Linked DNA regions of Homo sapiens: all the other regions are linked to region 1. A link is a contact called in ENCODE Hi-C or POLR2A ChIA-PET data. All regions are on one chromosome and are shown on one strand. The core of a region is the stretch at or near the end of the contact, and the rest is flanking DNA. Distances in the headings are between cores, read along the strand shown. Region 1 holds the start of EFL1 (elongation factor like GTPase 1). Region 2 holds the start of TMC3-AS1 (TMC3 antisense RNA 1). Region 3 holds the start of BTBD1 (BTB domain containing 1).

Region 1 (4,829 bases), core at 1-2,500:
ATTTTTGCTTAGATTTTTATGATACTTCTTGTGTATTTATTGCATTGTCAAAAAATAAAAATAAACCCTTAAAAAGACAAAACTAACAACCACAGCCCAAAACAAACAAACAAGAAGTAAAATCACGCCATTCCAATGGTGGCCCTCAACATAATGAAGACTGAATTTCCTTACAGTTGAATGAGAAAGGAACTTGCGTTGAATATAAATTAGGAGAAAAGTAAAAATTTTCTCCTGCACACCAGTCTGAGGATTCATACACCCAAAGTTAATTTGTTGATATTTTAATCTATATATAATTATGAACTGTGTTTATTATGAGACTATTAAAAAAACTGCTTTCCATCAACATGTAGGTGTTTTCTTTGAATGGGATTACAAATACACCAGGGATTGACAACGTTCATATTTACTTAGCAAATAATGATCTAATCCCTGGGTCAATAGTGAAGCTGAGGAAGGAGAGGACTGTGTTTACAGGTGATGGAAGGTTGTTAGGCAGGACTCACAGTTGGATTCTAGATTTCAGGGTAGGGACTACTTACTGACTTTTCAGTCAGGCGGATCCCAAAGAACTGCTGCCTGGACGGGAATGGGAATATGGTCTGGCTGGGAGGACAGAAAGCTACAGATGAAAGAAAATGTGATATGGGTTGCAGACTCAGGGCCTTGAGCACTGTTCTTTCTCATCTTCGTGGTGGGGGATTATGGGGTGGAAATGCACTCTCCCAGTCGGATCACATCCCACTACTCACCAGCGTTATATCCCGTCGCGGCTTCACATATATTACTTACCTGGCCCGGGTGGCATTTTACTTTGCATCCTTGATTGGGAGTCTCAGGGGCTACGAACAAACGTTTTACCCCCGGGTAGCAGGCGGGTGAGGAGCGAGTATTCGCGGAGCGGGATAAGTGGGGATGTCGCTGCGCCCTCGTCCCTTCATCTCCGGGGGACGGCCACTCTCAGGGTTCCCGAGGAGCCGGCTCCGTGCACCTAGGCCCTAGGTCGGCTCCCAAGCCCGGGCCCGCCGCTACACCAGCCGTTTCTTACCCGCAGCTACAAATCTGACACAGACACCAGCTCCTCATACTCTTGGCTCCCATGCTTTCCTCCACCGCGCCTCAGCACTTGCAGCTTCTCCACTCCCACAGCGCCCGCCGTAGTCAAGGCAACAGAGGGATGCCCGGTGACAGACTCGGCGCCGGCTTCCGGCGGCGTCAGAGACGTGCGGGTGAAAGGTCGAGCGACAGCCGGCCCCGCCCCCTGGCGCGCGGGCGTGTCGGACCCGCAGAGCTCTCGGACTTTCGGAAGCTCTCGGTGTGGGTGCGACCCGAGAGAAGGAGCGGGGCTGGTGGGGCTGCTGCAGCCGGTGAGTGTGGGCTGGCGCTGGGGGCTGGAACCTCCTAGGCCAGCCTTTGGGCGGTGCCGGAGGAACCCGCTCGCTGCGGCTCTGAGGCGGGAACAGGGGCTGGGGCCGAGCGCGGGCTGGGAGCTTCGGTCCCCGGAGTGCCGCTTCCCGTCTGGGGCCGGGGCGGTCGCCTGTCTGTGTGGACCCAGGATCCTCAAAGAGAACGAATCTGGGACCCTGCAGAAATGAAGGGCATGTAGTGTAGAGGTTTTTCCTTTTTATTTAGAAAGGAATGAAAGACCGGCAGTGCACCTGCTTGGATAATAAGCACGTGACCCAAAACTTTGTTCGGGCTCCATGGGCAGGAATAAAGCTGGGTATTTGACCTCGCGCGAGGACGAGCGAGAATGTCAGAATGAGGGACTTGGGGGAAGACTGAAGAGAGAAAGGGAGCATCTTCTTCAGCATTTTCTCTCCCTCCTGGATGCAACCCTTCCTGTACGTGGTCATTGGCCTGGAGATGTTTACTGGAGTACTCCTCCACCGGCAGGGTTACTGGTGTCACTGTGCACCCAGTCCCCTCGAGCTGCGTGATTCATCGCAGCCTTTGGATCCGGAAGGATGAGCAAACTCCTTAAGTGTAATCGTGGTAGGATACTGACTTTAGTGCTCGAACTGGACTTAGGCCTTGGTGGTCTATCTCATCAATAAACATTCACTGGGTTCTTGGTTTAAGGGGTTTGAGAAGCTTGCCACCTCCCAGCGTTTATTATTATTTTTTTCTTTTGCCCCGACCTTTAGCCTCTGGGCCATTTGTAATACATATTTAATTTTTAGTCACAGGAAATAAGTAATCATGGTGCTCAACAGTTTGGATAAGATGATTCAACTCCAGAAAAACACTGCCAACATCAGGAATATTTGTGTTTTGGCTCATGTTGACCATGGTAAGAATACTTTTTAAATGGCTTATTTTGATAAATAAGGGAGATGTGTCTCTGTATGTCTCAGTGGAGTGAAGCTGTGGACAGCTGAGAGTGATGTTTGCTAAGAAGCAAGTCTTCTTTCTTTAAAAGTTTTGTGTGATGTTAGGGAAGCCTGCTTTGCTATAAAGCATTTGAAATGAACACGGTTACCTAGTGAGTAGCATTCTTCTATATATTATGTCATGTTGTTTTTTAAAGCAGAACTTGAATTTTTTGTTTTTGAAATGGCTTTACATATAAAATGTCTGTAGTCTTGACATAATGTCCTTAGAGTCTGTGGTATGTGATCCTATTTAATTCATCAGATATTTATCAAACGTCTGTTAAGTTCAAGATATTTTGCTTAGTATGTCTGAAGGTGGAGATTTATGAGTAGGGCACTAGCCCAGGGGAGGTTTTAACGGGGAGCAGAGCAAAATGAGACAAACAAGAGAAAAAAGTAGACTCTAAGGTTGGGAGAACTAGAGGATTAGGAAGTGAGGGGTTAGGAAAAGACCTCACAACATAATTAGTATTAGAGATGACACTTGAAGGGGGCTCAAGATGACAAATGGAGATAATCATTACAGGTGGGAATGTGTCATCAAGGGGAGAGGGAAATATATGTGGTCAAAGCCCAGTATATGGGAAAGGCAGAGATAGCTAACCCATGGTATGTTCTTCTGACAGATACTGCTGTAACTCCATAGCGCTCCTTCATGCTAAGCCTCCTCTTGATTTCAAACCTCTTGGTAGTTTAGGTAACCACAGCAAAGTGATTGGGATGGGCATATGAAATAAAACATATTTACCATCCTGAAGATGAAGGACCAGTTGGCGAGGTGAAGAAGCAGGCTGAGTCATATCTCATAGAGCTGCTCATGCCAGCTAGGAACTGGGATAAGAGTTGAGTGCTCCAGCTCTGGAGTTAGACAACCTAAGTTCAGATCTCCATTTTCAAGTTACATACCTTGCCTTTTTGAGCTTCAATATACAGCATCTGTAAAACAGGATGAAAACTATACCTGCTTTATAGGCTATAGGATTAAATGTGATAATAATGAGAGGGAAGGTAAACGCTTCACCATGAAAACGATCATTAATGTCTACTATTAGGCAGTAGGGAGCCTTTGGGGGAAAACATGGAGCAGGAATGATGTAATCAAATAAAACATGAGAAAGATTAGATTGGTAGACATGCTTAGGATGGATCCAAAGTCAGAGATTAGGTGGCTGTTGTCATTGATAGAAGAGCTGAAGTAATGTGAGTATGGAAACTGACAGAAAGACAGATAGTGGATCACTTACAAGTGAAGCCAGCTGTGAATGAGTTTTAGTACAAATCCAGTGAGTAACCCCTGCCTCCATGAGTTTTTATAATTTTACTGCTCACATTTTGAGAATGTGAAGGCTGATAAAAGGGTTTTTTTTTTCTTTATGAATTTATTCAAGTGGAAAGTTAGTGGGGTGTAACAAATTACTTTAAATGTATTGTTTAAAATTATGTTAAGCTGCTACTATCCTAAAAAACCTGGGATTCATCCATTCAACAAGTATTTTCTGAAGGTCTTCTATATGACAAGCGTTGTTCTGGTCCTAGGGATACTGCTGTGAATAAAGCAAAGTTCCTGCTTGCTTGATAATTATTTTCTAGGGAGGTATATACTTGGTGTACTTAGAATAAATTCAGCTTTACTGGGTAGCAGGAAAGTGATGCTCTAGGATTATATGCTAATACATATTTACATTGCAGACAGATAGCAGTGTTAAATATCTTCAGTTCTCCTACTCATTGGTCTCTGGTTTGAACAATACAGAGATTCCATAGCTTTGCTGAAGTTCCTAAAGTGCAATAAAGACTTGTCTTGAAGGAAAAAAACCCTCCTTTGCTTACTCCAACCCAGTTGTAGTAATTATGCATACCCCTGACATTCTTTACACAGAATCACCTGTTTATATCACATAAAATCTCATAGACTTTAGTTGTATGTAGTCTGCTTAATAAAAGTAACTATAAATATATTCGAAGATTCTTTTGCTTTAAAGTAGATTCCTAGGTTTAGATTTGGATACTAGGTTTCATTGGTTGTTACAGTATGTTTATGCCCTCCACATGCTATATTACAAACAGTAAGAGATATGGATAATGTTCCTGAATTTCTTTGATAAGTAAGTATTTTCTTAAGACAGTTTAGCAAATTCCAGCTGAGGCCATGCATGGGGAAATATGGCAAAAGAGTATGTTCTCTAAAGTTACTTGACAACTTTTCAGATGAGGTTGAGTAGATCCACAGGGTTGGAGATAAGATTACAGCATTATAGAGTGCTAGCCTCTGTGTCCTTCCAGATGATATTCTGTTCAAAAGTCTAATAAATCTCTTTTGTCACCTAGCATAGGTAAATAGAAAATCTTTACTAAACCAATTCTTATGACCAGATTTTAAATCTATAGGTATGATCCATGACCCCTTTTAAAAAAGATATAGATTTGAATTGATGTTGCTATTTTAACAGG
Region 2 (4,829 bases), core at 1,335-3,834, 940 kb after region 1:
CAATTCTTCATCAGTGTCTAAGTGGAAAGCAGATACTCCACTCTATTCAGGGCCTTGTAAGACTGGAGCATGTGGACACTTGGGCCCATCCCCTCTATAGTCTGTCTAGTGGTGGTGTTGAGTTAGAAGCTACTGGGCTACCTGCTCCCATATACACCTATTAATTGTATTCACCTGGGACTTTGATGAAGTCTGGTGGACAACTGGGTGACTCAGAGCCCTCTCAGGACCTTGTGGGAAGGGCTCTGATCAGTGGAATCTCCAGAGCTCAGTCATTCCTCCATCCCCTTCAGCTCCAAACTGCAGCCTCAGACAGACTACAAAATAGATTTCTGTCCCAGGCCCCTGGCAAACACTGTGTGGGCAGCTCTCACCTTCCCTCTGTTCCAATCATCTGCTCACTCTGCCCTGTGCCGGCCTCCGGTGATAAAATAAATGAGTGTTCTGCTTGAAGGCTGCCCTGACCTCACCAATCTCCTACTTCCAGTTTGTCACAGGCCTCGGGGACAGTTTGCTTCTCCAAATATTTTGTATATCCAGACGTTCCCATTTCCTAGGAGCAAAATAGTGCTACTATAGTCCTGCAGGGGGTCTACTCCATCCCCACTTTCCACCATCTGGGCTAGGTTATTTTGATGGCTACATAATATTCCACTAAGTGGATGTTCTATAACTTTGGTTAATATACTGGTAAATAGGTTACTTCCAGTTGCAAGATTAATTTTATGCATCTTTGTGCAGGAAGAGTCACTGGATCAAAGAACAAGTAGAGTAAAATTTTAATATATGTTGTTATTCTGTTCCCAGGAGGTTGCATACATTTGTACTCTCATCCGCTGTGTAACAACTATTTCTCCATACCCTCACCAACACAGGGTATAAACAAACTTCATGTTTGTCCATCAATAGGTTTTAAGAAAAGCCTCTCCTTGCTTTAATTTTTAATTCCCTAACAATGAGTGAGGTTCTGCATCTTTTTATAGCTTTGTTAGCCATGTCAATTAATTTTTCCACAAAGTATCTTTCCATGTCTAATGCATTCTTTTTGTTTATGGGGTTGTCTGAAAATTGCTTAATGATTTGTATGAGCCCTTGGTTCGATAAGAAAACTTATGTGTTAAAGTGTGTCCCGATTTTTTTCTCATATTATCTAACTTTTTATGAAATTTTGATGTGCTTAATTTTTTAATGGGATTAATTTACTAGTCTTTTCTTTTATGGGTCCTAAGAGTATTTACATGCGTTACTTCCCTCTCTCTTCACAAGGGCATAGGGAACATTTATTTGTTTGTTTGTTTATTTTTATTACTTTTTGAGACAGGATCTTGCTCTGCAGCCCAGGCTGGAGTGCAGTGGCGCGATCACGGTTCACTGCTGCCTCTGCCTCCCGGGTTGAAGCGATCCTCCCACCTCAGCCCCCCCAAGTAGCTGGGATTACAGCCCCGCGCCACCATGCCCGGCTAATTTTTGAATTTTTAGTAGAGACGGAGTCTCGCCATGCTGCTCAGGCTGGTCTCGAACTCCTAGGTTCAAGTGATCTCCTGCCTCAGCCTCCCAAAGTGCTGGGATTACAGGCGTGAGCCACCGGACCCCGCCAGGAACATTTATGATGTATCCCATTTCACCTTGGAGTAAACTGAAGCTCAAAGAATAATGAGTGAAACTGGGTTTAGATCTTGAGCTCCCTAATTCCCCATCCAGGTCTTCTTCACAGCCTGGCTGCCCTTCACATCTTCCAAAAAGGTCTTTCAAGTTGTCAATTTGTTTACACTACTCTTCCAAACATTTATATCGAAAGTTTAAAGGAAACAATAAGTACATAAAAAAGAAAGATAAGAAATAGACCTCAGTATTAACCTTTTCAAATATTTAGTTGGTGATAGCGCAGAAGAGGGGAAACCGAGGCTGTCCTTGCCATTCACGCTGTGAAGATGCGACCCTGGCTCACTCCCCGCAGCTCCAGGGCAGCTGGAAGCAGAGAACTCCCATATCTCTAATAAAGCCGGGCCTCTCGCAGATGTCAGCGCATTGCATTGACTCCTGGACACCTGCACTAAAGGCCCTTCAGGCACCTCCAACTAAATATGCCCAGAACTGAACTCACCCTATCTCTTCTCCATCTCAGGTAAGCTGCCAGGTGGCCAAGGCTGGGAGTCATGATGCTTTCTCCTTCTGAACATCCACAATCGGGGGCAGAGACCTTCACCTTCCATCTCCTAAACACTCTACGATGGGTCCTCTTCTCTTCACCCCCACTCCCCGCACCCCTGCCACACACCTCTCCCACCATTGCACGCGCCCAGTCTCCACGCGCATTTCCTCTCCCACCCTGCAGCAGCCGCCCTAGCATATTACCTCTAATGCAAATCGCACCACTGTCCCGCAGGCTGAAAGCCTCGGTGCACTCAGGACAAGAGTCCACGCTTCTTAAACAAACGGTCGACGTTGTCCGCGACCTGGCCCGGCCCAACGGGTCAGACCGTCATTGGCCATCTCACAGTCCCGGCGCTCCAGAGCCCCTCCCACAGCGGGACATGAAGGAGGCGGATACGGCTGGACCTTACCCGGCCCGCCCAAGGCGTCCGGGACCCGCCCAGGCGCTGACGCTAACTGGAGAGCCTGGCCCCGCGGTCTCCTTGTCCTGCCAATCTCCGGGAGGCGGGATCCGTCTGAGGGCCTGGACCAATTCGGGAGCGGGGGCGCGGAAAGAGGCGGGGCTACGAGCTCCTCCCAGAGCTCCAGCCTCCAGGCACCCGGGATCCAGCGCCGCCGCTCATAACACCCGCGACCCCGCAGCTAAGCGCAGCTCCCGACGCAATGGACCCGGCGCTGGCAGCCCAGATGAGCGAGGCTGTGGCCGAGAAGATGCTCCAGTACCGGCGGGACACAGCAGGCTGGAAGATTTGCCGGGAAGGCGTGAGTGAGGAGCTGGGCGGGAAGGGGTCGCGGAGACGGCTTCGTGGAGCCCGGGTCCCCAGAAGCCCCCAAGCGCCTCCTCTCCCCGTTGTTTTCTGCTCCCCAATCCCCTGGACCCGATTGAGAGGGATTCCAATGGGGATTGTTTTCTTCTTTAAAAAAAAGATTGGGCCTGTTATGCTCACAATGACTTCAGGTGGTAAGTATCTGTTCCTTTCACTCAGTGACTTGCCCAAGGTCACCTGGCTGTTGAATGCTGTTTAGGACTGGATGTTTCTGTGACAGTGGTAAAAGTAAATAAATTGCATTTAAGGGGTAAGCAGGTGTTTAAAAACAAAACAAAATGAAAGAATGTGGTCGCAGCTAAGGAGGTTTTTACATGTTGTTTAAATCCAGTAAAGTCTGATCCAGCATCTGATGCATACTAAGGTTTTCTTCTGTGTTCATTACAGCATGAACCCCTCTCTTTGTCGTTGCCAGAGGGTAGCATGGGAGTAGTTTTGCTTGACCCTTCTGACTTTTCATTACAGCATGAACCCCTCTCTTTGTCGTTGCCAGAGGGTAACATGGGAGTAGTTTTGCTTGACCCTTCTGACTTTTCATTACAGCATGAACCCCTCTCTTTGTCGTTGCCAGAGGGTAGCATGGGAGTAGTTTTGCTTGACCCTTCTGACTTTTCATTACAGCATGAACCCCTCTCTTTGTCGTTGCCAGAGGGTAGCATGGGAGTAGTTTTGCTTGACCCTTCTGACTTTTCATTAAGTAGCCCTGGGTTGCTCAAGGAAACAGAATGCCTGGTGGCTTTTAAGATAATTTTAAAAACCACCCACGGCTCTTGGAGTCAGCCAGTTAAGATCTTTTTCTTCATCACATTCTGCTGTGGGGACAGCTTTGCCCAAGACTAGTCCCAGCTTTTCCACGTATGGGTTGCACAGCCTTGGAGAGTCGTATCTCTTGAGGCCTCTTACCCCTCTTCTGTAGAACAGGGGATTAAGCCAGGTGACCAGAGCCCTTCTAGCTCTAAAATTCTGTGGTTCTGTGCCTTTTGACAGAATGGAGTTTCAGTTTCCTGGAGGCCATCTGTGGAGTTTCCAGGGAACCTGTAAGTGCATGCCTCGTTCAAAGATTACCAGAGGTGCCGCACCCTTCCTGGTATCTTTATGGGCCTGCCTCCTAAAATATTCAAATCAACCCTATAACCTGTGATCACTTGTCCTCCAGAAAAGCCTTACTGTTTTTAATGAAATCATTTCCAGCAAACTGTATTCTTGTGAAAGCTTACTGTCCATTTCTGCAGGCCTGAAGGGAGGCGGGGCTAGTGACTTTCAGCCCCTTCTCTGCAAGTCTGTCCTAAAGAGTAGTGACAGACATGGCATGGTCCACCTTCTAGTCCTTAGATACAATCTCAAGATAACAAGTTTGATTGATGCGTTGGGGTCAAATTCCTTTTCGTGCTCCAGGTACCGAGGAGAAGGCATTGTATATGGGACACTAGAGGAGGTGTGGGACTGTGTGAAGCCAGCTGTTGGAGGCCTACGAGTGAAGTGGGATGAGAATGTGACCGGTTTTGAAATTATCCAAAGCATCACTGACGTAAGTCTTTCCAAGCATGTTATCTCTAGATAGTGTCTGGGCCAGGCTATAGTAACCCCCTCCCATTTCTTCTGGAAGGGGTCCGTGATACCTTTTGTTAAGGGGGTGTGTCCTGCAAGCACAGGCTGCCCACTGCTTGCAGCATTGGAGGCCTGCCTCAGCCCAGTTTCCCGGTGGGAAACCTCATGACTCAGAGAGGGAGAGAAGCCCCAAACAGAGTCTCTGCGGGGAGCATACCTGTTCCTTGTGTGGGGCTGCTGCACTAGGCAACACAGGATCCTCAGCCCCTGGCACCCACTTCCCTGAAGCCTGGGCCAGTA
Region 3 (4,829 bases), core at 1,224-3,723, 800 kb before region 1:
TTTGGGAGGCCAAGGTGGGCAGATCATAAGGTCAGTAGATTGAGACCATCCTGGCTAACACGGTGAAACCCCGTCTCTACTAATGACAGGTGAAGCCAACTGGACTTCTGGGTAGGGTGAGGACTTGAAGAACTTTTCTGTCTTACAAGTGGTTTGTAAAATGTGCCAGTCAGTGCTCTGTAAAAACACACCAATCAGCACTCTGTGGCTAGCTAGAGGTTTGTAAAATGGACCAATCAGCACTCTGTAAAGTGGACCAATCAGCACTCTGTAAAATGGACCAATCAGCATTCCGTAAAATGGACCAATCAGCACCCTGTAAAATAGACCAATCAGCACTCTGTAAAGTGCACCAATCAGCATTCTGTAAAATGGACCAATCAGCAGGACATGGGCGGGGACAAATAAGGAAGTAAAAGCTGACTCCACCCCCCCCACCCCCGCCGGCCCCTCCCCTCCTGCCCCCACGCCCAGAGACTGCAACCACCCGTTGGGGTTCCTTTCCATGACATAAGGGCTTTGTTCTTTTGCTCTTCAGAAGAAGTCTTTGGGTCCCTGCCATCTTAAGAGCTATAAAACTCATCAGGAAGGTCCACAGCTCCATTCTTGAAGTCAGCAAGACCACGAACCCACCAGAAGGAACGAACTCTGGACACACTAAAAATACAAAAAAAAAAAAAAATCAGCAGGCTTGGTGGCAGGTGCCTGTAGTCCCAGCTACTCGGGAGGCTGAGACAGGAGAATGGCGTGAACGTGGGAGGCAGAGCTTGCAGTGAGCGGAGATCATGCCACTGCCCTCCAGCCTGGGCAACAGAGCAAGACTCCGTCTCAAAAAAAAATTTTTTTAGAGACAAGTGGAGAAACAAATATTAACTGTACATTAAATATTATACATAGGACCAGGCCTGGTGGCTCATGCCTGTAATCCCAGCACTTTGGGAGGCCGAGGCGGGTAGATCACGAGGTCAGGACTTGGAGAGGAGCCTGGCCAATATGGTGAAACCCCGTCTCTACTAAAAATACAAATAATTAGCTGGATGTGGTGACACGCACCTGTAACCCCAGCTACTCGGGAGGCTGAGGAGGAGAATCGCTTGAGCCCGGAAGGCAGACTTCATGCCATTGCACTCCAGCTTTGGCAACAGAGCGAGACTCCGTCTCAAAAAAAAAAAAATCATATATAGATGATTTGATGATATGGTTAATTTTGTTAGGTGTGATAATGGTATCATTAGTAGCATGATGTCCCTTTGTCTTTAGGAATTGCCGGCTGGCAATGGGGAAGGGGTTGTGCATCCACTATTTCAGCCCCTACTACTTTAAGTCTCTTCCCAAGCACGTTCCTCTCCCAAAGAAGTTACCATTCTAAATGCCTAACAGCTGGAAGTCCCCTCTGGTGGTTTCACAAGTGGAGTGATTTTACAGGAGAAACCCAGGTTTGGGGTTTACTATTTACTTGACGGCATTTGTAATCTGTAAGGCTCTTCCTGCAAAGAACAGGTGTTTCCAACTATACGTGCCTGGTCAAGGACTATTTCTTGGGTTTTCTACGTTCTGCTTTTGACAGCTGACTTAACTCAGGGCCTGCCTCACTGAAGGGAGAAAAAGGAAGGCCTCGGTCCCCCAATCATGATGACCGGGTTGTAAATACTGCCTGGGAAGGGATAATACAGCCTTTTCCATTGTGTGTGTGTTTTAGTTTTTAATTTTTTAAATTTCAAGCTTAGGCAGTGGTTCAGTGCAAGGACTGAAAAGCGCTACAAGAGAAGGTGGGCAAGCACGAGGGGTTTCAAATACAGGGGTGGAAGCAGTAGAAGGAAATGTCTCTTAGGCCCAGAGGACGGAACCAAAGGGTCAATTAGAAGGGAAAGGGACCTGCGGACCTGGGGAGAGGTCACTGGGGTTCTAAGCCTTCCACCTCTGCTTCCGGAATTTCCACGGGTTTCGCGGCCTTCTGGAGCGGCGACTTGGCCACGCTTGGGGTACAGGGTTGTGGGAAGTCATGTCATCCCCTCCCTCACGTGTTCCCTTGGCCATACTTTCCTGCCCCTCCACTTCCAGGCAAAACACTCCTCGGGACAGGCCTTGGGACATGTCCCAGATACACAATGGGGGCGCTGGACTTGGTGATAAGGGGCCTGCAGGAAGAAAAAGGCAGCCGTGAGAGCCGCCTGCAGATCCACGATGCATCTTAAAATTACAAATTCTCAGGCCCTACCCCAGACCTACTGAGTCAGAATACCCAGGGCACTGAGCCAGGGGGTGGGTGCCCGTAGGCCCGGCAGCACCCAGCCTGCAGAAGCTCCACCTCCGGGAGCGCTGAGCTAGGACCAGCTCCCCACGCCCCTGCCCTGGGGCTGCCGGGAGTCCAGTCCTGTTACACCTCCCGCGGCCGCGCACAGCGGCAACCCGGGCGTGCGGGGGCGCGCGCGGTCAGGGAGGGGCCTGCGGAGGCGCGAGGCCCCCGGAAGCGCCTTTCCCGGAAGGCAGGGAGGCAGCGCCGGCCTCCGGAGGCGGCCTGGGCGATGGCGGCGGAGTTTTGTCCATAACGTGGGCAACCGCGCAGCTGGAGGATGGCCTCACTCGGGCCTGCCGCAGCTGGGGAGCAGGCGTCGGGGGCTGAGGCGGAGCCGGGCCCCGCGGGGCCGCCGCCGCCGCCCTCACCGTCCTCTCTGGGGCCCCTGCTCCCCCTGCAGCGGGAACCTCTCTACAACTGGCAGGCGACCAAGGCGTCGCTGAAGGAGCGCTTCGCCTTCCTCTTCAACTCGGAGCTGCTGAGCGATGTGCGCTTCGTACTGGGCAAGGGTCGCGGCGCCGCCGCCGCTGGGGGCCCGCAGCGCATCCCCGCCCACCGCTTCGTGCTGGCGGCCGGCAGCGCCGTCTTTGACGCCATGTTCAACGGCGGCATGGCCACCACGTCGGCCGAGATCGAGCTGCCGGACGTGGAGCCCGCAGCCTTCCTGGCGCTGCTGAGGTGAGCGGCAGCGCGGGCCGGGCCGGGCCGGGCCGGGCCGGGCCGGGCCGGGCTGGGAGATCCCCGGGGCCCGGCCTACCCGGACTCCCGGATGACCTTGGGCTGGGCTCTTCTGACCCGCCCGGGGCCTCAGTTTCCTCCCGAGCCGTTGATGCTCCGGAGGGTCGAAATCGAAATCTGTGAACCAGGACGGCTCAGTCGCCAACTAAACGTTAGTGTCTTCATTAGGCAAGCGTGCGTTTTACCATTGAAAGGCGTTTCGCATTCCAATTATGGATTGTCGCTCAGACTTCAGAATTAGACAAGTGGCAAGGATAGAGGGGCAGATCAGGTTGTCCTGATTGCCCATTTGCGAAGTTTTATGTTTTTGTTTGGGGGAAGAGAGTAGTTGAAAAATCTTGCAGGACTGATGTTTTGGGGTTATTGTCACCCCCTTCCCCCCGCTTTTTTTGAGACAAGGTCTTGCTCTGTTGCCCAGGCTGGAATGCTGTAGCGCGATCATGGCTCACTGCAGCCTCGACCTCTCCGGGCTCAGGTGATGCTCCGACCTCAGCCTCCCGAGTATTTGGGACTACAGGCACGCGCCACCACGCCCGGCTAATTTTTTTTATTTTTATTTTTGGTAGAGAGAGGGTTTCACTATGTTGCCCAGGCTGGTCTCGGACTCCTGGGGTCAAGCGATCCGTCCACCTCGGCCTCCCAAAGTGCTGGGATTACAGGCGTGAACCACCGCGCCTGGCCACTTTTTTGTTTTTGTTTTTGTTTTTCATTAACGTATTAGTTGTCAAGACCCAGGAAAGTAAATACGAAAACAGACAAGTGAGGCTTTACCTGCTTTGTGTTTCTACACACAAGGTCACATTTGCTTATAAATGAATCCCTCCCTTGATGTTAGAATTTGCTTGTTGGTTATTTGAGGATAGTAGATTGACATCTAATGAAAAGGTGATTGTTTGGCATTACTAGCTTTTAATCACAGCCATCCTGTTAGGGAGGCGTAAGAATTGTTTACCCCAATTTCACAAATGGGACTGAGGCCCAGAAGAGTCAAGTATCTTGCCCAAGGTAACAAACAGCTAACTCACACTGAAGACCATGTCTGTTTCATTATACTAAGATGGTTTTAAATAGCTGCCTGAGTAGAACGTGTTGTTATTAAAATGGCAGAGTCTTGGGTAGTACTGAAGCAAAAACAGGCAGGTCAGTGGGACAGAATTAGATACAAAGGTTCACAGTTGAATCAGAAAGATGAACAAGAAAATGAATGTAAAGTTCACACAACTAGAAACAAATAATAAGATTCCATTGACGAATGGATAAAGGACAGGATAGATAACTTAGAGAAAGAAAAAATACAACTAATTAACGAATGTTTTACCTGGCTGGTAATTAGGAAGTGCAAATTAAAAGACAGTGGTATTTTTTCCTTCCATTAATCCCACCAAAAAATTTAAAGGTAACATCTGAACAGCATTTTCTGACAAAGATGGTGGTAAAAACCCTTTTGGAAAACAGTTTGGTGCTATAGATTTTCTTTCCACACGTAAGAAGCATTCAAGTATTGCAAATTGCATACAAAAATATTTACAGCTTTATTTATAGTAGTGAGGAAGTAGTCAGCTGTAGGGAATGGTTAAACAGTGGTAGGTTCACTTGATGAGATATAATGCAGTCACTAAATATGACGGATAGCACTTGAAACTGCACCATGGTTACAACGTGAAAAGACATGGAACAAACATATACCTAGAGACCGGGATAAAAGGAAACATACCAAAATGCTAAGCAAAGTCACCTGGAGTAGTGAGATGAAAGTACCTTTTTTTCTTCTTTATTCTTTGTTTCTGATATTTTC

Evidence for each region. A loop is a pair of places that touch in the nucleus more often than their neighbours do. ChIA-PET counts read pairs that join two places held with the same protein, here RNA polymerase II (POLR2A). Pooled maps may share reads with other maps.
Region 2: a loop to region 1 is called in a map of ascending aorta, with 6 times the contacts of the local background. The contact joins the promoter of TMC3-AS1 here to the promoter of EFL1 in region 1. A Hi-C loop is called at or near these places in 1 of 168 maps with a recorded cell type or tissue (ascending aorta), 2 of 37 single-sample maps with no recorded cell type and 10 of 50 pooled maps. POLR2A ChIA-PET finds 5 or more read pairs at or near these places in 2 of 52 experiments (GM12878 and activated CD4-positive, alpha-beta T cell).
Region 3: a loop to region 1 is called in a map of CD8-positive, alpha-beta T cell, with 6 times the contacts of the local background. The contact joins the promoter of BTBD1 here to the promoter of EFL1 in region 1. A Hi-C loop is called at or near these places in 2 of 168 maps with a recorded cell type or tissue (CD4-positive, alpha-beta memory T cell and CD8-positive, alpha-beta T cell), 2 of 37 single-sample maps with no recorded cell type and 8 of 50 pooled maps. POLR2A ChIA-PET finds 5 or more read pairs at or near these places in 1 of 52 experiments (naive thymus-derived CD4-positive, alpha-beta T cell).

Annotation. Positions count from the first base shown.
Region 1 is chr15:82,259,155-82,263,983 of GRCh38, reverse strand. EFL1 (elongation factor like GTPase 1) reads left to right here and starts at 1,250. Exons shown (of 20, transcript NM_024580.6): 1 at 1,250-1,370; 2 at 2,187-2,296; 3 at 4,829. The coding sequence starts at 2,206. It overlaps SAXO2 (stabilizer of axonemal microtubules 2), which reads right to left and starts at 1,166. Exons shown (of 4, transcript NM_001348699.2): 1 at 1,052-1,166. The coding sequence starts at 1,104. RefSeq lists enhancers at 946-1,015, 1,036-1,125 and a silencer at 3,134-3,320.
Region 2 is chr15:81,322,088-81,326,916 of GRCh38, reverse strand. It overlaps TMC3-AS1 (TMC3 antisense RNA 1), which reads right to left and starts at 2,584. Exons shown (of 7, transcript NR_120365.1): 1 at 2,356-2,584. STARD5 (StAR related lipid transfer domain containing 5) reads left to right here and starts at 2,776. Exons shown (of 6, transcript NM_181900.3): 1 at 2,776-2,916; 2 at 3,969-4,018; 3 at 4,377-4,509. The coding sequence starts at 2,818. RefSeq lists a silencer at 2,235-2,284.
Region 3 is chr15:83,064,896-83,069,724 of GRCh38, reverse strand. It overlaps BTBD1 (BTB domain containing 1), which reads left to right and starts at 2,473. Exons shown (of 8, transcript NM_025238.4): 1 at 2,473-2,974. The coding sequence starts at 2,574. MIR4515 (microRNA 4515) reads right to left here and starts at 2,390; the gene lies at 2,310-2,390. RefSeq lists silencers at 340-389, 2,266-2,745, 2,986-3,155 and enhancers at 294-588, 2,026-2,075, 2,086-2,205.